Linked DNA regions of Homo sapiens: region 2 is linked to region 1. A link is a loop called in an ENCODE intact Hi-C map of the cell type or tissue named here. Cell type or tissue: HCT116. All regions are shown on one strand. Each heading gives the region's core, and the rest is flanking DNA. Links, peaks and the distances in the headings are about the cores only.

The links. Peaks named below come from ENCODE experiments on the same cell type or tissue, not always from the same donor. Only the 100,000 strongest peaks of a DNase experiment are listed, where the experiment ranks them.
Region 2: it touches region 1 in a loop (3-fold over the local background); 4 of 110 quality-filtered maps call a loop at or near these places.

What each region holds. Positions count from the first base shown.
Region 1 is chr3:190,057,227-190,070,000 of GRCh38, forward strand. The region is part of intron 1 of P3H2 (prolyl 3-hydroxylase 2); the gene reads right to left. Among named protein-coding and RNA genes, the nearest start is that of P3H2, 57 kb to the right of the region's middle. RefSeq lists a silencer at 7,014-7,308. In HCT116, for the core only: no CTCF peak of the experiment used is centred there; a DNase peak (open chromatin) is centred at 7,115.
Region 2 is chr3:189,997,868-190,010,641 of GRCh38, forward strand. All of the region lies in intron 1 of P3H2 (prolyl 3-hydroxylase 2), which reads right to left. Among named protein-coding and RNA genes, the nearest start is that of P3H2, 120 kb to the right of the region's middle. In HCT116, for the core only: no CTCF peak of the experiment used is centred there; a DNase peak (open chromatin) is centred at 5,984.

The DNA.
Region 1 (12,774 bases), core at 5,832-8,331:
CCAGAAGCAAAGGGAACTTGTTAGAAATGCAAATCTCAAACTAGATCAGACCTACTGAATTAAAACTGCATTTTAACAAAATCCCCCAGCTGATCTGTATGGACACGAAAGTCTGAGAAGCACAGCTTTTCTGTGTTAGGAGTAAGAACCATGGAAGGCTAAGTCCCAGGGATGTATCTGAACCCCGCTGGTTCTGATTCCTAATCATGTCTGGAATGAAATTCTCTGCTCCTTCTCATGACTTTCTTCTAAGGCCTACCATCTACCAGTGTTATTCCTTTCCCTAGTTCCCTGGAAACAGAATCCCACATCACTCCTCCACCTGAAGCAAGCTATCCTTTGAGAGTTTCATATAGATTTCTATTTGGGATAATGGTGTGGACGCTGAGAGGAAAGAAAAAAGCCATCACACTTTATCTTACAGGATCATCCTGCAGAGGGAAGGCTGAGGCAAACAGATGATGTGGTGTGGCCTCTGTTTTAGACAGCTTTATATTCATCTATATTTCAATAAAAACCCAAACTTTGGCTACTAAGAGCATTTTTCCATCGAAACATGGGAGTGAAAGGAAAGATGAAGGAATAGGTAACATATTCAGCAGTAGGAATCTATTTTCAGAGTGTAAGGAAGATGGGTGAGTTCTTGAGTTTCCCTTCCTTCTTCCCTCTCTTCCTCAGTCATTCCCAGAACTAAGGCATAGCTGACCTTCAACTTGAAGTACTCATTAATGAGAAAAAAAATCTGGGTCTATTTGTGAAAGATGGGAATATTAGAGACAGAGGAATAGCTGGGGCAGATAAAAAACAGGATTGAAAGGGTCTCCCCAACACCAAAAAATAAAATAAAATAAAGACTGTAAGGAAGAGCATGGAAAATCCCAATATCACCTCAGTCATTCCTGACTTAATATAATTTAGGAGAATATATATTCCTCAACACATAACCCTAAGGGGCCAGCAAAATGCCTTGTACATAGATTTTAGTCCCTATCTGTCAACTGGCTTGTTGAAGTCCTAGTTCTTTTTCAGTAAGATGGGGATAAGCTACCCTCTCTCGTGTAAGTAGCATTTATTGTTTCCTATAGATCAATTTATTCACCTCATAGTGAAGATACCAGGTATTGATGATACCTATCCCCGCCCCCAAGGAATAAAAGTATTTATTCCTGTCCTAAAACAAGGCGAAAACTACGGAAGCCATAGGAACTACAATGGGTTAAACTTGTGAAGTTTCAAATATGGGTCAAAGTTGTAAAATGGAATGGGGAGTAAATGGTCCCAGGAATGCTGGAAACAACTTGGTAACAGAATGGGAGTGAGTAGATGTCCAGGAATGGAAAGGGTGAAATGTTACATCAACTTAAAAGGGTAAAAAGACTTAATTGCCTTGACAGCTTCAACATTACTGGAAGCTGTGGGCAGAAGGGCGACCTGCTTTGCTGATGCAGACAGCAAGTTATAGGGAGGATGTAAACCAGTCAGCAAAATTCAACCTTCATTTCAGCTACTGCTGTTATTTTAACCCTGCGCAAAAGGTCACAGTGTTCTGTCCCTGATAATAAAAGGATGCTGGGAAAAGACCAGAGAAGGCACACACACAAAGGAAACTCACTAAACAAAAGCCAGATTTAGTTCAGCGAGAAAACAACTGATTTTTGCTGAGGAGACTTTACAGTGAAACACAATGGCTTCCTTCTTTCCCTGCTATCCTTTCAGCTTAGTGGATTGGGGAAGGAGGGCATTCTTATTAGCTACCAACATTGTACATTCAGTTGTTAAATCTCTGCTTTGCTGATCCCCTTTCTCGATCATTTTCTGATACCCAGGACTTCCTTTAGACAAAGGCTGGACTACACAGAGGATGCAGACTCAGACAGGCAGTCCCTGCTTCATGGCAGTTGGTGAGGCTGCAGTAGCTTCCTACCCTACACTCCCATAGCCTTGTGAGGATTCTCCTACTTCCCCCAACCTGTGCCATAATAGTATAATTATCTGTCTTCATGTCTGTCTCCCCTACTGATGGTGAGTTTCTTGAGTAGCAGGTCTGTGTTTTAATAGCTGATGCAGACAGTAGGTGGGTCAGTATGTGTTTGGCAACTGTATTCCAGGAAGATAGTCTCATGAGTAAGAGACTCCCAGCACAGCTGCACCGAGAGGTATCAAAAGCACAGCATTGTCATACAACACTGGAGGATGGAAAATTGGAAAGGTCACTGGTTTTAGTCATGGGGATCCTTTTCCTTCCTGGGCTCCAGCCATAGTGTCATGGTGAAAGAAGCAAAGACTAAGAGAATGAGAAAGCTCTGAACTACCAGAATTGGAAAAAGTGACATTTTCCTATTTGTCATTATCCTTACTTCACTGCTTTCCTCCAACGCCAGCATCACTCACCTTCACTGCCTCTGCCACCCACCCCTCCAACACTTGCCACCAATTCCCACGAATGCTGGCCTCCTCATCCTGGTAGCATCTTTAGGATATGAAAGAAACACTGCATGATGGCTAGGGGACAAAACCAAACATAATTCTTGATCATTTTTTAGTATCCTGCAAGAGCCCTAACCACTCTCCACAGTGTCTTCTTGTTCACAAGTCTGACTAACTTCTTGTTTTTCAAGCTTGGAAAATGAAGATTCCTTCTCGTCATCTGAGATTTTTTAAAGTCACATGGTACCATATGAATGAAGTGTGTTACGCTGGGAAACTCTAATTGGTATAGTTCCAGTTTAAGGAGAAAAGACAGGAAATTTTTCCAGGTATCTACCTTTTGCCAACATCAAGAATTTTCTTCTAAAAATGGCTTTATCTAAGACACTTAATGTAAGAATTTAGAACATTTTGATGAAAACATTTTTCTTAAGACTAATCCAATGCCTGAAAAATACCCAGGTTTTGTAACAAATAGCTGAAAGTGTTTGTCCTGAAGCAGATGAAGCACCCAATTTGTTGAAATTCACTGCTTTGGAGGTTCCTAAAATGCCTGGATGTTAAGGAAAAAAAAATAGTAGTCACAGAAAAATACAACATTTGCCACTATTAACGAAGTATTTGGCTAAATCCTAATGCAAAGCATCTATTTTAAAACTAGGCTGGAGATCTGTAAGGAAGCTTACAATGCATTCAGCATCCAAGTCCGCCAATTTTCTGGAGGTTACAAGTGATCACAAAATCCGTTCAAGTTCACATATTAATTTTCTGGGAATTAGAAGAATCATGAATGCCAAGCCAGACTTAAGAGAAAAATTTCCTGGATATTTTAAATAGTCAGTGACTCCTGGAAGTGGTTTCCTCTCAATTCTTCTAATTCCAATTTTATATTTTTTAATAGCTATCATTGCTTTCAGTCAAGCACTCTGTTTTTATAGAATTGGATGATGCACTGTATCTTAGTCACAATGGCCTAATTTAGCCTATGATCTCTACTTACTCGAATGAAGTGTATCTCCAAGGGAAAACCAAAGATTTCACATCAAACTATAATTTGGTGCTATTTTGTTCCACTGTCTCATAAATGGATAAAGATGCTTAAAAGAACTTCTGAGAATAAAAAATTGATTGTAAATCAAAACCCATGTACTAACATGCTAAAAATATAGGGAAGGGGAGTATAGAAATGGCAGGAACCATGCTACATGGTTTGTTTTATTTTGATGACCTTTATGGAACACTAAGCACCTGCTTTATTTATTTTTTATTTTCTTATTTGTACAAATTTATGGGGCACATGTACAATTTTGTTATGTGTAGATTGCTTAGTGGTGAAGTCAGGGCTTCCAGGCTATTCCATCACCCAGATAGTGTACACTATACTCATTTACTAATTTCTTATCTTGCTTCATTCTTCACTAAAGGGCTCTAGGACATTCCATTGTTTCTGACTATAGAGGAATATACAAAGTAAGATTGAACTGGAATTAAAAACAAAACTAAAACACCTTCTTCCTCCACTCTTCATCCTCCTTACTTGCCCCACAAGTGCCTGAGAATAGCTCCTTCACTTTTTTTCCTCTGGACCTTAGGAGAGCATTTAAATACCGTTCTGTGTTTGGGAATTAACGCCATAGGAATCCCAATGGAGGGAAAACTGACAACCATTAAAACACACATTCCATTGAAAGGTTGATGCCAGGAGCTATGGGTGGATTTTATTTAGTGCAATATGGTTCTGTTTTTAATGCAAACCCTCATATGAAGGTGAAAGTGATAAAAATGGCTCAAGGAAGGGTCCAGAATTACAAAGACTGGCAGCTAGATGACAGGAAAGCAGGTTCAACCACAAACTTCAGAGTTAAAAACAGGTTACCCTGTTTGTGTTTATCAATACATCCTACTATACTACAAAATCTAAATAGTACTAAACCTTTTAGAGTTCATTTCTGCCATGTCCTGAAGATGATTTCTTACTCTTCATTCACCTGCCAGTTTCCTGCTAAGGACACTCATATCCCTTAGCCTTGCCTCCTTCTAACTCAGGCAAACTGGTGCCAGATACCATGTACTGTCCTAAGAAGTCTTTAAGGGTTTCTTATTGCCTTCAAAAGAAAGAGGTCATGATGAAATGGAAAGAACAGATGCTAGGATCCACACAAGCATGAATTCAAATCCTAGTGGATTACTAAATGACTTTGAGAAAGTTCCTCAGTCTGTCCAGGCTTTTGTTTCTTTTCTTGGTAGAACACAAAACACAACTACTATTTGTGGTTGTGAGAATTACATGAGAAAAGTATATAAAATGCCTGGCATATATTAGGTACTTAATACATGGTAGTTGGATTTTCTTTCTCCTCGAGGTCCTCCATGATATGCTAACTTACTTTTCCAACCTTAGCTTACTTCTACCCTTCAACAGGCAAAATCAAAGATAATCAAACTCTTTCCTCTAAAATTCTCCCCTAGCCTTCTTAATCCTTCATCACAGTCATTTTATATCAGTTGTGTTCATATGCTATCCATCCTTCAAAATTAAGCTGCAATACTATCTCTTTGCTCTCAAACCCTTCCTTATTTGCTTCAACCCTAATCTTTCCCCCTGTATCCATGGATCCTTATAATTACCTGTCTTTTGGCATCTCCTAATTCTGTGTCCTATATCATAAACTAATGTACATGACAAATCCCCTCCCATCACAATCCTTGATGCAAGCATCATTTATTTAATGCTCTAGTCTCAAAGTTCCTTGCACAGAATATCCCCATTTAACAAATTCAAATTGAATAAAGAAATAATTTTTCACTCTTAAGAACTAGCTCTAATAACTAAAACTGTGGCCCATACATTACCCACTGCTTTATCACTAAATGTAGAATATCCACACTTGTAAGTCGTGGACTTAATAGGTGTCCAGTGAATATTTACTGATTAATAATAAGCCTGGCACTATTATTATGTATAAGCATTGCGTTTTGAAATAAACCCAGACTTCCTTTGTTGGAATCCCAGCTTACCTTCTAACTAGTGACATAACCTTGGGCAAGTTACTCAATCTCTCTGTGGCTTGGTTTTATCTTCTGTAAAATGGAATTAATAATAGTATCTTGCATCAGTGAGATAACGTTATTCCCCACTGATTCAATCTTACATTTACAAACTCCATATCCTAACCACCACCAAGGACTTGAACAGGAAGCAAGACCCTGGCATAATGAACTGGTGGGAACAGAATACCAGAATGGGATAACATCAGAATTGGGAGCAAGAATGTGGAGCAGGCAGTAGTTGAGGGCCATGAGCAAATTCTATTGAATAATTTTGTTTAAGATTAGCTCTGAGCTTTCATCATTAAGACTTTTAATCAATCAGAGAAGTTATATAAAGCTATTCTTCTATTAAGCCAGTGTATTTGGGCCCAAACCACATTCCCCAACAAATGGCTCCTGAGATGTTTTAGTTTAAATTTAGGAGTTCTACTTTTTACAAATGGCTTCATAATCTATGAAAATGGTGCCATGGGGTGTACACAACTACTGGTAAATGATAAGCTGCTTCTAGTTAGTTAGTGCTGGAGTCTGCAGATAGCAAGGGCTGTGGATTATTTAATGTGATCAGTAATCTGACATGAAGAGACAGTATTTATCATTTCCATGCCTGAGCACAGCATCCTACTTGTCAGCATTCCACAGGCAAAAGCAAATGTTCTTGGGAAAAAGGCATTTTGCTAAACTTTTGCTCTGGTCAATACGTTTGGCTATTGCATTACAGACAGTACTAATGGTTCTCTTTAAATAGGACAACCACATCAGACACCGCTTGCTACCAAAGTTATTTTTAAAAATCATACCTGCAGTTGCTTTCAGACTTCCATTTTTTAAGTTTAAAAGCTTCCCTTTGCATGATTAATGTGTTACTAAATACCAGGTGTGTGCTTTGTTAGAGATTCAGATAACAGTGCTTCAATACAATTTCCACCCTTGATGTTCTGTGACATATAAATGTGTGAAAGTCTCCTCACGCCCACTGTGGTGGTGGTTGTAATTACAATGTTTATTTTTGGAGTGAGTGAAGCCTGTATGGTGACCATTAGAGACTTCCGAGCTGCCTCTGGAACATAAGCTGTTACCCCAGGATATGCAGAAAAAGATGGGGAGCAGATAGGCAGAGGCTTTAAAGAGAGCAGCCAATTTGTTACTTTCTGCGAGAAATGAATTTGAAGAGCCTCCTTGCTCTTTTCACCATGAGTTAGATTTGAGAATGTTTATACTTAACTATATATCTATTTAAGCATTTAAATTTAAATAAACATTTAAGAAATCATTTTAGAATAAACTTTTTTTTTTTTTTTTTTTTTGAGACAGGGTCTCACTGTTACCCAGGCTGGAGAATAGTAGGGCAATCATAGCTCACTGTAGTCTTGACCTCCCAGGCTCAAGTGATCCTCCTGCCTCAGCCTCCCAAGTAACTGTGACTACAGGCACACACCACCACACCTAACTTTTTTTTTTTTTTAATTTTTAGTGGAGAACAGGCCTTACTATGTTGCCCAGGGTGAACTCCTGTTGCTCAGTTCTTGAAATCCTGAGCTCAAGTGATTCTCCAACCTCGGCCTCCCAAAGTGCTGGGATTATAGACATGAGTCACTGAACCCAGCCAGAATAAATATTCTTAATAACTAAATTCTTGGCTACACTTCAGTAACTTTGTTTCTGATCCTTCCTAGGGAGTGAGTCAACAAATAGGGCTGTGCTGGAAGGGCTAGGCTGATAGCTGCTCAGTAAATCTCATCACGGTATGACTCTTCTGAATCTGAAGTCGACAGGTTTAAGCAAGGGGATATTTTGTAACTTAAAATATATTTAAATAACATCTGATGTACATTTCCAGTCTTTGTGCATTCACATATATATTTATCTATTCAGCCTATTTTTATTGAGACAATGGTATGCCAGATACTCTGGAAGTCACCAGGGACAAGTGCAGAGCAAAAATGGGTATATCTGAGGCTTCACTGAAGTAACAGTCTAAATGTACATATTTATAATAACAAAGATGTCTATATTTGAAAAATATAAAATTTGAGTCATACCGTATAGTTTTGAAAATCCCTCCTAAATTAACATGCTGTCTTAAGCATTTTCCTGGCAGCAGGAAGTAACAGGACATATCAGAGGCTATAAGATAAGCCTTCTTGTTTTGTGTCAGCCAGTCTTCTGATATACAACAAAATCAAAATGTAAAGCAGCTTCCTTAGGTGCAAACAGTAGACTGCAGGGGCTGTTCAGCTAATTCCATCTTCTAGGAAAAGCCTGTTGTTGCGTAAAGAGTTTGGGCTCTTGGTTTCTGGTAGGCTGGCTCTCCATAATTGGAGGACTCCCTGCCTAAAAACTGCTTATGCCAGAAGGCACTGATGTCCAAGGTCTCCAGGAGAGCACTGTCTCCATTAAAAAACCGAGTCTCCCCAAGGCAATGACAGCATTTCAGATTCCATCTGGTTGTTCACTAAACTTGTTTCCCTGTCATCCTGGGCAAAAAGTGAGACAATATTGTTCAGTCCTTTTGCATTAATGTGACCACAAGACTGAGTTATACATCAGAATATGGATGCAGGTGATACATGCCATTCCCAGGCTTGGCCCATAAAAACCTTCCATGGAATCCATTACCCTCCCTCCCTTTCCTTGTCTATCAACTGGTTGATGAGTGTCAATACCCAGGAGGATTTTGAAGCCATTTGTTGAAGACGTCAGAGGAAGAGTACTCCTCCCCATCACCCAACACCTCTTGAACTTTATATGAGAAATAAACTTTTATTGTTTTAAGCCACTGAGATTTAGGAGTTTCTCTTTTACAACAGTCAGTGTTATGTTAATCAGTAACGACATAGAGATTTTTTTTTCAGTACTGCTCCTATAGAATTACTTTCTAACTGAAGACTCTCTCTAGTCAAAGTCTTAGTCAATACAGGATTCAAAAAAATATTGTTTGGCCTATTCTGTCATTTCCTTAATTATATGAAATGTCCTACACGTATTTGGTCATCATATCTGCCTCTGTTACCAAGATATAAGTAAACCATTCTGGGCTACTGCAATAGCCTCCTATTTGGTCTTTCATCAGTCTCCCCTCCAATAATCTATAATTTATAAAAGTTTATGAAACACTTTTTGATGTGGACATTTAAGGCTATGAACTTTCCCCTTAGTACCGCCTTTGCTGTATCCCAGAGATTTTCATAGCTTGTGTCACTATTGTCGTTCAGGTAGAAGAATTTTTAAATTTCCATCTTGATTTCATTGTTGGCCCAATGATCATTCAGGAGTGTGCTATATAATTTCCATGTATTTGCATGGTTTTGAAGGTTCCTTTTGGAATTGATTTCCAATTTTATTCCACTGTGGTCTGAGAGAGTACTTGATATAATTTCAATGTGGAACAGATCTAAATGTCCATCAATCAACGAGTGGATAAAGAAACTGTGGTGTGTATATATATATATATACACACACACACACACACACATATATACACACATATATATATGATGGAATATGGATATATACATGTGGCATATACATACATATATATGATGGAATATATATATATGTGGTATATACATACATATATATGATGGAATACTACTCAGCCATAAAAAGGAATGAATGCATGGCATTCACACCAACCTGTATGGGATTGGTGACTATTATTCTAAGAGAAGTAACTCAGGAATGGAAAACAAAACATTGTATGTTCTCACTCATAAGTGGGAGCTGAGCTATGAGGATGCAAAGGCATAAGGATGACACAATAAACTTCAGGGACTCAGGGGGTAAGGATGGGAAGTAGGTAAGGGATAAAAGACTACAAATTGGGTTCAGTGTATACTGCTCAGGTGATGGTTGCACCAAAATCTCACAAATCACCACTAAATAACTTACTCATGTAACTGAACACCACCTGTTCCCCAAAATCCTATGGAAATAAAAAAATGGAAAAAAGAATGCAATATAAAAAAAGTTTATGAAAAAAATCTGATAGTGAAATCCCTCTACTTCAAATAATTTGGGACTTACTATCTATAGTCCAAATTTCTTACTATGTCATTCGTCAACAATCAGACTCCAAGCCAGAGCTCTAGCCCTGTCTATTCATGGCTCCCTGAAAAAGTCAGACAGCCCCTCATCTGTGCTTTTGCTCATGATGTTCCTTCTGCCTAGAGTGCCTTCTCCTTCCACCTTTCCAGACCCAGCTCAAATGCCACTTCCTGGGTAAAGCTTTCTTTGACAGTCGCTGGATGGACAATAATTCTCTCCACTACATTCACATGTAGTTTATTCTTTTTTAATTTTCTTTCTTTTTTTTTTTTTTGTAGAGATGGGGTCTTGTTTTGTTGCCCAGCCTGGTCTCAAACTCTTGGGCTCAAGTAATCCTCCTGCCTTGGCCTCCCAAAGTGCTGGGATTACAGGTGTGAGCCACCACACCCAGCCTTATTCTTACATTTACCTATTATTTGTGTATTTTTGTAGATGTCTCTACTATCAGATTCATACCTTTTGCAGACATGATTTGAGTCTAATCCATCTTTCAGACTCAAGGCATTCAAGAAATATTTACTAAATAAAAAGTGAAGGAAGAGAAAGGAGAAGGAAGAAGTGGGAGGAATATGAATTATCAAGCAGTCTTCATGTACCCAGGAACTTGAGCTCCATGTTTCTTCCACAGAAGCAAAGAGACAAATCCTTGCATGACCTCCATACCCCTTTTACTAAGTATTTCCCTCATACACCCCAAACAAAATAAAAACAAAGAATTAGTCACTCAAAATCTCCCTATGACAAATTCTCAGATAAATGCTACCATTCTATGTTATCTCAATTTCTCTAGAGTTTTGCTTTTGAATAACTAGTGATTCTGTGTCACTCTCTGGTATATTAATTTAAAACGAATCTCCTCTTCACCTCCCCTCCAGCCATAAAATTCTACATATGGTGCTGGCACATTTACCTACTAAGCATATACTTTTGATTCTTCTTCTCCTCCTCTTAAGTGTTCGTTAAAAAGTTTTAAAATTATTTATGAAGTATTTCTGGGGGGGAATATTTTCTTTATTCTTAAGTATACAAAAATTATTTATCTATATCTGGAATCCAATAAAAAGATAAAATATTGCATTTCATTATTTACATAATACATGCAAGTACAAGTTGTGTGCATCAGCATCTCAATATTTAAGTTGAAAAATGAATTTGAAAAGAAGACCTAAGAAAAAAATGTACATAGTTATAACAATTTAAATATAAAAATTAGGCTTCATCCACAAATAGCATGAGTTAGATTTTTCATATGATAACAATAAAATATACAACTTTTTAATTTAATTTTAAGTCAAATTTATGCTTAAAATGTTTATATAATTTTTCTCAAATCAAGAAAGGTTAAGATGAATGGGATAGTATAATCTCATGTCTGAATTACATTGTTTATAAAAATTTTATAAGATAAATCTTATAAATCACTTATAATTTTCTCCAAACATTTAAAGAGAATACATTGTTAGCAAACATTTGAAAGGACCTTCAAAATAAAATCAATCTGGTTGAATTTCAACAATAATTAAAATGAAAAACAATAGCTAAGTAACAAGTACTGAAAAGAAGCCTGGGAAATCTACCTTGTCCCATCCTCTGAAATATTACTAGATTCCAGATACCTTAACCTCGACAGCCACTCTATAAGTGGCCAAGCGGTCTGGTCACATGAGGGTGGACTCAGCCCCCTGGACACACACATATGTTGGTGGGAAGTTACCCCACACCCTTTGTCTCCCACAAAAGTTATTGGGTCTTAAAACTGCTAGATTTGGTAAATCAGGCTTACTCTAAATCTTTAGTGATATCAAAACTGAACAGTTACTAAGGAGCTGGCAAAAATACATAGAGTAAATCTATGTAGGAGATTTGTTTTCTTTGAAAAACTACTGCTTGCTCAGTTCATTCCTGGATGAAGGTGGACGAGTAGACAGAGCTGTTTCCTAAAAGCTGAAGTTGCGATTTCCTGAGGGAGAAGGCTTATCACTTAAAAGAGTTACCGATTTTTCTCGGTAAAATGACAGCTATTTGTTGATCTACATAATGTGTTTTCTTCTTCGGCAATAATTTTCAGCTTCTCTACATATAGATGCTTTTGCACACAAGAAATTCAAACCAATATATAATTTATAAGACTTTTACAAAAAAATTGCAAATACAAAAAAGAGAACAATCACATTTAATATCCTATTACAACCAACTAAACGTTTGCTATCGATACCATCCCATGTTTGGTAGTACACTGAAAAACCACAGAAAAAATGTTTTATATGAGTGAGGTCAGTATTTTCACAGGCGGCACCTTAGCTCATTCTAACAAAAATTCTGGTATATTAATCCAAGAGAGCCTCACCTATCTGTGCCTTTCACATGGTAAAGTTCAATAAATACTTGGGTAATTAAGGATTAAATATCTATAGGCTCAGCTCCAGACCCTAGAGTGTCTTCTGAATAAACCATACCAAGAAGAAAAAATCTATGATGACACAGTCTTGGTTTCTCTACTGGGACATTGCTAAGATGTGGGTTTCCAATAAAAGGATATTGCTACCTTCAATATGAGGCCTAGTTAACTGACCAACCCCACTGAGTAAGCATCTTTTGACATTTCACTGATTTCAGGACTAGAAAAAATGGAAAGTTCACAGTCCCTAGAAATCTTCTTCTAGTCTCAGTGTAAATCTTATATATTTGATGGGATGTTTCAAACTTCTCCCATAAATGAATCTCCTCTTCACCTCCTCTCCAGCCAAACAGAACTTCTCTGTAAGATTTACAGCATGTTTACCTTTTCTTCTTTTCCCAGTCCTCCTCATGTTTATCTCTGTGTGTTAAAATTCTACCCATATCCTTAGCAACCAAGATGCTGAAGGACACCAACTTTCAGAGGGCCAGTCAAAGAACCAACAAACAAATAGAGAGAAAATGTCCAGTTAAATAGAAGGAAATCTAGCGAGGGTGGGAAGAAATGTCTGGAGAAGAAAGGGTTTCAAGATGCAAGGTCATGAAAGTGAAATAGTGCTAACAGGCCAAGAAAGCTGATGGCCAGTAACTGACCATTGGCTCTAGCAAGGGGTAGACAACTGGAAACATTTATGAGTGACATTTCAGAGCAGTGGTGTAGATGGAAATCCAATTAGCATGGATTGTGGAGAAAATTGGGGGTAAAGCTAGCCAGCAGGTAAAGCCAGCAAGTGTAGACAAGTTTTTTTTTTTTTTCTTCTTCTTCTTTTTAAGTTGTGGTAACGGAGAAGT
Region 2 (12,774 bases), core at 4,829-7,328, 60 kb before region 1:
TATAGGTATAAAGAATGGGTTCAAAATTATGTGTGGTTTGCATTTATTGGCCAAGTGAACCTGGAAAAAGTTGTTTAAACACTGGTGCTTTAATTTTCCCTAAAGAAAAAATGCTCAAAAGAACTATACACCATCATTTACTGTGGAGGATTTTGGAAGGATTCAACTGTGAAATACATATGAATGTGTTCAGCAGTCACTAGAGCACTAGAAAAAGATAAATAATAGCATACAATATATAAATGATCTGTTTCAAGGAGGTGAATCTGCTCCCATTAATGAAGAGTAGAGTTTATAGCTCCCATGAACACATAATATAAGAGGATAGAGTAGGTGCTTCTGGTTGGTGAAAATTTTCTCTGGGCAATAGCCAGTCTACAAGCTATGAGTACAACAGATTAGTACTGACATACTCTGATTCTACAGCACTAGACGTTAAAGTTAATGGAACACAAATAAATATTTATGTTCTTAATTTTCCTACTTTATGCTTTGGCTCAGGATATTCCACTGACTTAGAGAATCTTTGTCCCTCTGTCTTTTCTTACTGAAATATGTCATGTCCTATAAGGCCAAGCTTAAATCCTGCCTTCTCTAAGAGACCCTTTCCCATTCCTGTAGCCATAGTTGGGTACCACAATATACTCTCAACCTGTTCCTTTACTGGTACTTACCATTCTGTACCTTATATATGCATCAGTATATCTGCTTCTCCCATTAGAGCTTTCTGTGGACATGGATCATATGGTATATTAATCTTTTTATTTTCTACCTATTTACATACAGAGTATATCTATGCTATGTCTTAGAAAAGAGAAAAAAACTTGTAAGAAGTAACTTGTAATAAGTTCAAAGGTATATTACATGTGAATATGCTTCATGAATTATAAGGCAGTGGTCCCCAGTCTTTTTGGCACCAGGGTCCAGTTTCATGGAAGACAATTTTTCCATGGATGGGTTGCAGGGATAGTTTCAGAATTAAACTGTTCCACCTAAGATCATCACGCAAGATTCTCATAAGGAGCACACAACCTAGATCCCTCACTTGCACACTTCACCAGAGGGTTGGCACTCCTATGAGAACCTAAGACCTCCACTGATCTGACAGGAGACAGAGCTCAGGTGGTAAGGTTCACCTTCTGCTGTGCAGCCCCGCTCCTAACAGGACTGTACTGATCCATGGCCCAGGGGTTGGGGACCCCTCCTATAAGGTACTAAAAGTTTGTACATTTAATAAAAACTTCTCTGAAATCATCATTCATACTGAGAGCTTCCAATGTGGTTATCACGATGAATGTGATTCCGTAGCTCTTGAAAACAGTCAATGTCAACAAACTGGGTCCTTTTCTCAAATTTGACGTTTTGCTTATTTGGTGCTTTCCTCCTTTATAGTCCAGAATTGAAGATACTACAATCTATAAAAAAAGATTCCATGACTAAAGGCTGAACCATAAAACTTCATGAACTGGCCCTGGCTTTTAAATTATTGTGAACCAGTTTAGGAAACTAGAATTTGCTGCCAGGGTCTATAAAATAAACCACTGTTTTAACTGGAAGCTTGATACCTCTGTCTTCCATTGTATAAATACACACATCCAAAGTGGTAAGAAAAGTCCACATAAACATGTGCATGCTACATATAATGTCATATGATTGGATGGAGGTTATTACAAGGCATAGTCAGTACTAGGTTTCAGCTAAGGAAGGACCTACCCACTCCTCCAATGAAACAAACCAACAGCACACTACAGTTAAAGGCTCCAAACTGGACTTCCTTTAAGACCTAATTAAAACAAACCACAGGAGCGAGTAAGTCTAATATGGGGGTAACTCTATGCATTAGAAAAATAAACTGTGAAATAAAGAACAATGGAGAAAAGGGGAATAATCTGACATGAAGATGGTATTGACGTTTAGGGGAGGCCACTGAGATGTCAGAAATACTGGTAAAAATGCCTTCAAGAAGCTTAGGGCCATTTCCTCTCAAGCTGTGAAGAACTAAGGCAAACATTTTCTCTTGCCAGCCCAGAAGCATGACTACGTGGTAGTCATACTGTATGGACAAAGAAATGAACATTGACTAAATCAACAGCCTGCTGACGTTCAGAAGTTACACTGTCCTTGAACCTGTGAGTGAATGAGGTTCCTCTGACACAGAAAGAGTTTTCCATAGCTAGTAATAAAGGACGGATTGCTAAAGCACACATTGACTATTCAAAAATCTCCAGTAGTCATCCATTGACTAGAAAACAGATTTCAGACACTCCACATCATGACATTCAAGAACTCTGGGATTTGGCTCTGTTTTTCCTGGCATCACTTCTTCCTCTCTGCCATTATACCAACTCTTTCCAGAGAAACTGAACTTCTCTAAGTTTTAAAACTTACCACCCGCCTATTCAAGAACACACACATAGGTCCAATTCTCCAGTCATGCCCCAGTTCATTAGTTCACCCATTTACTTATTCAGCAAATATTTATTTTGCACCAACTCTGTATCAGACACTAAACAGAATACCTACGTGGTCAAGACAGACAAAGGCCCTCCTTTCTATAACAAATGTTGACATTCTCATAGAAGGGGACAAATCCCAAGTAAATAAATAAGTAAGGAAAGTAATTTCAGATTGTATTAAGTGCTATGAAGAAATAATGAACAAAGTTGTGAGCACTGACTGGGACTGGGCTGGAAGGAGAACTCCTTTAGATTCATTCATCAAAGATTTCTCTTCAATGTAATTTTTGAGCTGAGACCTAAAAGTTGAGAAGCCAGGCATGAACCGAACAAGAGGAAGGGCATTCCAGGCCAAAGAAAGTCAAGTGAAAGGTGCCTGAAGTGGAAAAAGGCTTGATGTGTTTTCAAAGCAGAGCAGAGATCAAGGAGGGAGATTTTAGAAGTTAGAGAAGGACGGATCATTTGTATAGGCTATGGTAGAGTTTAAATGTCATTCTAAGTGCACAAGGAAACAGTAAAAAATGTTAAGGAGGGATATAATCAGATCTGATACACATTTTAAAATGATAATTCAAACTTCTTTGTGGAAAACAGATCTTCCTAGAGGGCAGAAGAGCACTGCAGTAATCAGTCAGAGATGATGCTTTTACTTTGCAAAATAATGCAGCACAGCGTAAGTCAGTTGCCTGTTTTACTTTCCTTCCATTTCCTGCCTCGATTCCTTTCTCTTCGTCTATTTTGCCCATCCTTGCTCTAACAATGTTTCTCAATTCAGAAGGCAAACACGTAACACAAAAGGAAACGCTTCTAAAATTTCCAAAGATTTTGTGTGGAAAATATGTAAGTTCCCTATTTTCTGAATTAGGATATGTAGCTCAAATATTTTGAATACGAAATTAAGAACAACTTGTAAGGCACGTGCAACAAAGAAAAGGGGCTAATAATTCTAAAGCACATTAAAACATGGAAATACCACTATGTACTTCTCAAATAGAATATTTGGCAGCACTTTTTACTCTTTTGAAGGTTTTTTGTACAGAGTAAAACATCAAGCGTAAAATAAGTAATTTCCATTATTCTCAAACATCAACATTTTCAATAAATGAATGAATTCTTTTTCTACTTTCGTCACCCTAACTTTGGGAATTTATCCATTACATTTTAATGAAGTGCTATGGTTTTTGCCTTCGTTTTTTTACTTAAATTTCACAATATAGTAACTTTAGAGATTTTTAACTCCCAAGTGACAAGCATGTAAGCTGACACTGAAGACATCCTGTTTCTAAGCCACAGCGCAAGTTCTAAGCTCTAGCTAGCAGCATAAGCACAACAGCTAGAGAGAAAGGAAGTCATCAAATTACAGCATGTATATCACACTAAACAACCAAATTCATCCTTTGATGAACCTGTAAGATGTGTGTGTGTATACACTCATATACATACACATGTCACAAGGCACATTTGTAGACATTTCATTACTTGCTAAAAAGTCTCCAAATTTACTCGAATTTTTGCCAACTTGAGTTAATTTTTCTTCATAGAACCAAATAAATAAATACATTTCTTACAATATGAATAATATATTAAAAGAATATTCTTAAAATTTACAAAACATCAAATTTTGAAATAAAATTTGGAAGCAGTTTGTTCAACCTACTGAATTAAACGAAATCCTGTAAATTACAGTATTTAAATGTAAAGTATGGGCTTATGAATGAGAATTTAATCTTATTTTAGGACATTCCTAAACATTTCTATATAGCAGAGTCAGATTTTTGGAGTAAAATAATAGCCATATAGCAAATAACTTTGCATTTTATTTCACAGTTACTGATGATGTTAATACATTAATATAACTTGTAAAAAGATCCATATTTGAAATTTTCACAATTCAGTTATAAGAAAAAACAGTTTATATCTCCTGACAAATTTATAAAATTAATTTTAACATCCATAGAGAACTACCTAATATATTCTGTTGCACCTTTTGCCTTGACTACTGGGAAGCTCAGAATTGCATTCACTGTCATTTACAGTAACTATATTATATTATGTTGGGTTTCTTTCTTTCTTTTTTCTTTTCTTTTTTTTTTTTTGAGTTGGAATCTCGCTCTGTTGCCAGGCTGGAGTGCAATGGCATGGTCTCAGCTCACTGCAATCTCTGCCTCCTGGGTTCGAGCAATTCTCCTGCCTCAGCCTCCCAAGCAGCTGGGATTACAGGCACGCGCCAACACACCCGGCTAATTTTTGTATTTTTAGTAGAGATGGAGTTTCACCGTGTTGGCCAAGCCAGTCTTGAACTCCTGATCTCGTGATCCGCCCACCTTGGCCTACCAAAGTGCTGGGATTACAGGCGTGAGCCACCGTGCCCGGCATTATGTTGGGTTTCTAATGTGTCAAACTAAAGCTGGCATATTTCACTTTTTTCTTTGAGTGTTTTTGTTTCCATTTCAAAAATCTAACTATACAAATAGTTGCCTTAGCAAGGAAACTCAGGGACATACAAAAGGTACAACCTATTTAAAATATATACTCCCATAGTAAGGGAGATTTTTATACAATATATTCCTTTTCTACATCTCAAGGCAGAACATTTTAAAATTTCTAGCTTTGAAGAACACATGTTAATTCACAAGTTAGGTGGCCATGCTAATGTAGAAAATGAACTTATCTTTGCATTTATGGAATGTCACTCTAAAATACAGTCATAGGTATAAGTAACTATTTATCGTTTTCAAAATGCAATTTGGTAAGGATTAAATGGAAATGACGTTTCTGAAGAGTAATATTTCCTCTGTGGAGTAAGTTGGAAAGGAAGAATGAACATGCTTTCTTAAAGTGCTTTCTTTTGCCAAACTGCTTATGCTCTTTCCCTCAATTACTTATGGTCCTGATTCTGATTAATAGACTCCTGCTTTTTTAAACACTCTAGTGAAGTTTTAGTCTTGATGTTTACATTTTAGTGTTAAACACTAATGGTGAATAGCCATGGCCAAATGAGGATACTCTTAGGAGCTCCGTGAAACAACAGATTCCATCAGCTTTCTAGAAGATTTCTTATCTAAATAGAAACCATCTTTCTGGGTAAGGAAAACATTAAAGTGAAGACACAGAACTTTTAAACATACTATTTCCGATTAGAGACTATTAAAAATGAAATGCCCTTGATGTTAAAAAAAAAAAAAAAACTATCTAAGTATTAGCCAGAAATAAGTGTGTGCTTTGAATTAGACAAAATCGCTCAAGTCATCTGTGTATTGTCTAACTTCCTACCAAGGGAACAGCCAAAATTTGAATGGCTGCTGGGTAAGAAGGAGAGCACATTATCTTAGTGATGGAAGGTAGACAAGTCGTCTCTGCCTCGGGTCGAATGAAGTTAGTGTGCATGGTCTATTGGTATGTTACTGTTGTTTTTGGTTCTAAATGCTAGGACAGGGTAAGACTGAATAACTGGGCAGGGATCTTAACCTCTGCAGTGTTTGTCCAGCACTCTCCCTTGAGGTGTCAGATGATGACTAATGGTTACCGAAAAGCAGTGTGGGCCAAGACCTTGCTGACATTTGTTTCCTGCTACTGTTTTTGGAATCTGCTTTAATCCTTTTCAAAGTTTATTCTGAAGGTAGTTGTCATTAATTTCATACCTTAGCTTTGCCAGCATCCCATGACTATGGTAGTAGTCATTACTTTAACATCTCAAGAATCTAGTTCATGTCAGATTTTGAAAAATAAATAAATAGAAATCCAATGTTTCTCTATGTGAGTACAGAACTCTACTCCTCTTATACATGACCTCTGTATTGGTGAGCACAATCTAACTTGTGAGGTTGCCAATAATAAAAATTGCATTTGTCATATAGGTTGTATGTTTTATATAGTTGGCAAAGCATTTTATAATATTAGTAATAAAAATAAGAGAAATAAAAATGGCCATTTATTGAGTTTGTCTGCCCAAGAGGACAGCTTCAAAAAGCTAGATGAGCCCTTACCTCTACTTCAGGACCAGCGCAGAAAGTGGCTGGTAATTATTGACAAGGGTACGTTATGATACAAACGATAATTTATTTGTTTATTTATTTCGAGACGGAGTCTCGCTCTGTCGCCCAGGCTGGAGTGCAGTGGCGGGATCTCGGCTCACTGCAAGCTCCGCCTCCCGGGTTCACGCCATTCTCCTGCCTCAGCCTCCCGAGTAGCTGGGACTACAGGCGCCCGCCTCCACGCCCGGCTAATTTTTTGTATTTTTAGTAGAGACGGGGTTTCACCGTCTTAGCCGGGATGGTCTCGATCTCCTGACCTTGTGATCCGCCCGCCTCGGCCTCCCAAAGTGCTGGGATTACAGGTGTGAGCCACCGCGCCTGGCCACGAACAATAATTTATAGCACCAAGTCAAAACTTGTCCAGGGACAGAGTTCCCCTTAATGAACTTTAGGATACAAAAACAAATTTTGTTGTGATAACACTTGACTCATATTTTGCCTGGTTTTCATTATAATAAAGGGGGAAAAACGTTGTCTTTCCCGAGTGACTCAATTAAAAAAAAAATTTTAGCTGGCCATCAATTTACTACAGCTAAAAGTCAGCTTCCTAATTGTTCACTACCACAGTTATGTCTCTACAACCAATAGCAGCCAGATCACATTTTTTCCTCAAACTGTATGTCACAATCATTTGAATTTGTCACAAATCACTTGTCACAAATCATTTGTCAAAAATCATATGTCACAAATCATTTGAATTTGTCAATTATGATAGCAAAATGGCAATTAACTATGGATTTCTGTTTCTAAGATAGCTTTTTGAAAATCAGCAGTGAAATAGCTTAATGCAAGCCTGGGAATGATTTTTCTGATCTTGAGAATATGAAAAAAAATTTCAAAAGTTTGTTGCTGTGTCTGCAACATTGTTTTGTGAAATGACAAAGCCTCAGACATCAAATGCTTGTCACAAGCACTGGGAATCAAAGTATGGGTTTATTTAGTGTTTCTCCTGTAAGTCCACATGTTTCCTGAGTAGACTGCATGGGGGCATATAGATCAGGGAGAAGAAGTAATCATTTGGGCCCTGGCCTGTTTTAAATTGTAACAATGCTAGGATAACACTGAAAATAGCTTGGCAAATTTGATTATTTGAGGAGGCTTTTAGGGTTTAGTGAATGTACAAATAAATTCTGTCATTATAATTTCCAACATGCTTGGTCTCCCTTCCATTTTGTGTTTATGAAACAAACTTAACATTCCACTCAAATCGCTTTACTGTGAGCAATGCAAGAAAAGCAAACAAGTAAATCAAAAGCCTTTCCACTTGTACCTTTTTGGTATAAATACGCCACGTTCTTCTGTGAAATATAAACTCTTGCTTTTATAGGAGTGGGAAGATTTACTTCAAAAGTTATTTCCAAACACTCATTTCAGCTCATGCAAAGGAATGCATCGTGGCTGCAAGCCAAGGGGAATTTTATTCCAAAGACCCCTCCTGGAGGAATCTTTAAGAGGAGACTAAGGTCTCTGCAGGTATGTCACCCATCAAGCTCACTAATGGGTACTCCTAACCTGACAGGCCACATGCTCTTACTAAAGAGATGGTTTTCATGATAGAGTTCTTTCATTTCAATGTTTCATACATTCCTCTGGCATCACACCTGCACTTTTATAAGTATCCAGCCACAGCAATAACCTTCAGGCTGTACAGTATATGAAATATCCCTACCATATATCCAGGTTAAATATAAACTCAAACATTTTCTTTGTACCTCAGCCAAGAGACTATATTAGAAAGAAAGTTCTAGTCCATGTAAATTCTAGAGAAAGCTAAAGTTTGGGAGAGATCTACTTACTGACTAAACATATCGAGTAGCATCAGTCCTGTTATTTTTGTGGCACTTGCATTGATCTTATAAATACTAATTGCAATTAAGTCTATAGAAGACTAGGGCTGGATAGACTATTTATATCATATAGTCCCACTGTTTCATTTTACAGGTGGATAAAGAACCTGCCTAGAATATTAGCAGCAGAAGTATAATTAGAAGCTACCTCTTCGATTAAAACAAACATTCACAAATAGACACTTGGGATTTTAGTCACCACTATTTCAAAGTAGAGGTGAGTTTGTGCATGTCTTGTTTATGTAACAGGTTTGCTGGTCACTTCAGTCATAGAACTGTGATAGATGACAAGTGTCTGAGGATACAAAATAAATGTGACAGGATCCTAATCTTTTAGTAAATATAGCCCAGTTAGGACAAGAAGACATACACAGACTATTGATATCAAGAACTGGGAATTTACAAGCTTTTAGGGCAGAGTGGGTGGGTGGCAGGCAATATAATGCTGTAAAAATTAGGAGAAATGTGAAATCACAGTAACCTGGAAGGTTCAGGAAAGGACTCACTGAGAAAGTAGGACTGAGGGTCTTGAAAAACAGAAAACATGTGGATGTCCCAGCTGCAGAATAGTAATGTTACAGCAGAAATGTCTCAGATCTATTTATAAGATAGTGTTTTGGATAACGTGGCTCATGTGGAAGGTTTCGATTCCAGAGTAATGGGAAACAAGGTGGAACAGGACTGGATTATGGGGATCTTTGATACTAAGGTGAGTTGTTTTGCTTTTTATTCCCGGAAAAGGGGAAACAGATAGATATATCTATGCATTATCTATATGTGCATGTTTGTGAATGTAGTCATAAAAATATATCTCTCTTATTCCAAAAAGGGCTGTGAAAAGTAAAAACTAAAATACGTGAGGTAAAATTTCACTTATTGGCAGGGAGAACTTCCTCATTGGCAGGGAGGAGAGTGTAAGACTGGAGGCCTATGATAAACTTTATAATATCCTTTTAGTTGTGGAAACATTAGCCTGGTTGTTGTAGGACTAAGTGGGAGTAAAGGGATACTGGAGAAGAGGCAAAATTTTGGGGAAACCCTTGTACTTCTCTTTCTCATATAACAGAGAAGTAAGTTGGTCAAAGGGAAATGCAAAGCTAAAGGCATGCTTAAAATTTCAAAACTAGTTAACTTGGAATATGGTGGTAATAGCAATGGAAATAGTATTTTTTAGGTGGCTACAAATTTTGGTTGTGGGTTGGAGAAATTTTTCATTTCACTTTGAGCTAGTTTGTGTTTGATATAATGAAAAGGCATCCAAATAAGTACATCTTCCTAGAAGTCAAGCATCTTGACAAGAGATCTGATCAACCAAATATCGAGCAAAGTCTTCACTTGAGACATACTTGAGGTCTTTTCCCAGACAGAAAGCCAGAGAGAAGAGTTTCCTAAATGAAGGAGCAATCTATTATTATAAATAAGTTAGAGCAACCAAGAAGGACAGAAAAAAAAATGTTTATTTTGATGTTTGTCAGCCCTTACCTTGCTAAGAAATGTATTGCCCTAGATGTTCATAAGACTTATAAAAATGCTTTTATAATTAACAAAGGGTATGATGAACTGTAGTAAGAGTTAAACACATTTCTTTAGGATACAGCGTTCAGATTTTTTTTTTTTTATGTACTACTGTAACAGTTAATCTGTGTAAATGGGACACTGTATTTCACATTTTTCAAACTCTTTCGGCCAAAAACCTTCTAGTCTGCTTCAGACTGGCTCAAAAAACTAATCAGCTGCCTGAGACTCTATTTGTTGACACACATATATATATATATATATATAGTAAACTTCAGTAACGTTGATGAATGACTTTAATTATAAAATAATGACCTAAGTGATCCCAGAATCCCGAATGCAGATATTGAAATAGCTCTTCATCTGCTGTGACATCTGCTTCCCTAATATACTTACATGAATAAGATAAGTATAGAGTGAAAAGTGTTCTTCTCAGGGTCACGTGGGTTCTGACAGAAGAGCTGAAACCTGGTCTTTTAATTCCAAAGTTAATAATTTTTTAGTATAGTTCGCTGTGCCTGAGACTAAGTGGACAATCTTCCTTCTTCAGCAGGGAAATTAAGAGTCTACCATTTTTAATCAGTGCATATAAAAATGTCAGACCCAAAATGTATCTCTCCAAAAGTCGGTGGCAGACATCAGTTTCTCCATGCCACCCAGAATAACGCAAATTAAAGTTGCAAAGTGACTGCTAGTAAGTATAGAAGATAACTATAGGATTGTGTTTAAATGAAGAGACTGGCTTGAATTGAACCACAGCCTAGAAAAATTATATCAAATAGACTGTGAAATTATATTCGGTGGTTAAAAAAACTGAGGGTTTCTGATTCCAATTTTGTATATACTGTGGGTTTACATTGGCTCCCTTCCCCTTGAAATGTTATAGTGTGGCAGAGTGTAGCAGCTGCATGTTTGGTCTGTGCTAAGAAAAGACTGCCACTATGCACTTCCACATATGGAGTCCTGCTTTGTCTGCAGAGAGGACTATGAGCTTTCTATTTCTAGAGGTTCTAAAGCTCAGGCTGCTTTACTTCATCTTTCCATTCCACCCGAGCAACATTTAATGAGGGGCCTGTACTGGCCATTGGGTAGGTGGGAACAGTGGGGAGAAATCTGAGATAATTCCTGTGTTTTAGTAGTGAATCTGGGGGGTGGGGTGGGAAATCAGGCAAATACCTATAATTTAGGGTTAAGTAAGGGCCCTTAAGAGAAGTAAAAAGAAATTCTATAAGTATTCAAAGTAGGAGAAAGAACTTCTGAATAGATGGATCTGAAAAGTCTTCATGGGGATCTTACTACAAATATGGCATCTGTAACAGACCTTGATGGATAGATGAGATTTCAACAGGCAGAGGTGCTGGGAAGGGCATTTCACCATGAGTAAGACACAGAGGAAAAGCGTCATCTATATTTGAGAGTTAGTTTTCTAGGAGTACAAGTGTTGGGAGTGGGGTTTGAAAGAGCAAAGAATACTAACATGGTAGTCTGATGCCAAAGTGGGGTGGGGTTTGAAAGTTAAGCACATATTAGGTTTTATTTTGGGGAGAACATGAAACTTGTAAAGCAACTGAGTGATTTGTAGCTCTAAAAATTTCCTTCCAGAAACATCTCCATCTGAGAGAGGAGAAAGTCTATGTTGTTAGTTTGTTCGAGTAGCATAGGATGGTCTACGAGAGAGCTGGATTAGATCAATCTTACTGAGCAATGCGTGGCAGTATACCCTACTCCTTCCAACCAGTTCTCCACCTGGCCCTGAATGCTGAGTGTTATGGAATCAACCTGCATACTCACACTCCAGCAGTTCCGTTGGTAGGGCATCCCAATAAGGTACTACACTTCCACATTTCACATTTCTGGAAGACTCACTTTCTGTTCATTTAAAACGTTTCATATTTTGAAGACTCCACAGCAAACCCAATTTTAAGCCAGAGAGAAATTTTAGCCAAGTCATTAAAATGAATATAGCCTTCCATCTGAGAGTTGCCATCTCTACTCTTTCTACCCAGAAAAACATGTGGTTTTATTATGAAATAATATAAGCAGCTTTTGTTCTTTTTTATTTGGAAACACTCCCATGAGGCACTAGAGGAAATCTCATTTGCCTCTACATGGAGACAGTGAAGCAGAGAGATTCTGTTCCACTTTCATTAATCTTTGCTCCTTGCCCCATGTGAGTAGAGGAAGTACTGTGGGAAAGGCTATATGACTTGAAACTTATTAAATCTGTGTGTCTAGGAGCTGAGGACGCTAAGACCCTATAGAAATAAAAGGAAGATGACTAGGAGCCTAAGTCCCACCCTTCCAACTTCCAGCTTTAATGTAAAAAGAAGCTAACAGCAAATGCCTGGATGCAACTTGCATATTCTCAAAGAGAAGATGGTGAGTATATGCGTGTATGCCTAAAATACACAAGAGTATTCTACCATTTAATTTACAAAGAATGTTAATATAAATAATCTTAAGTCATCATCATGTGTAGACTGGGCAGATATTCATATCCCAATTTTGCAAATAAGAAGAATGAAGTTCAGAGAGGTCAGGTAATAATAGTTGCCACTATTATTAAACATGTAATACACCAGAGACCTGAAATAAATGTATTACCACGTGTTTTGCGCTAAATGGTGTCTCCCAAAATTCTTATGTACTAACAACTAGTATTTTAGAATATGGCTGTATTTGGAGATGAAACCTCTAAAGAAGAAACTGAGTTAAAATGAGGCCATAAGGGTGGGCCCTAATCCAATCTGGTGGTTTTTTGGTTTGTTATTTGTTTGTTTTTGAGAAGAGGAGATTAGGACACAGAGAGAGACACCAGGAGAACGAGCACAAACAGAGGAAACACTACATAAAGACACAATAAGAGGGCAACAATCTGCAAGCCAAGGAGAGAGGCCACAGGAAAAACCAAACCTGACTCCT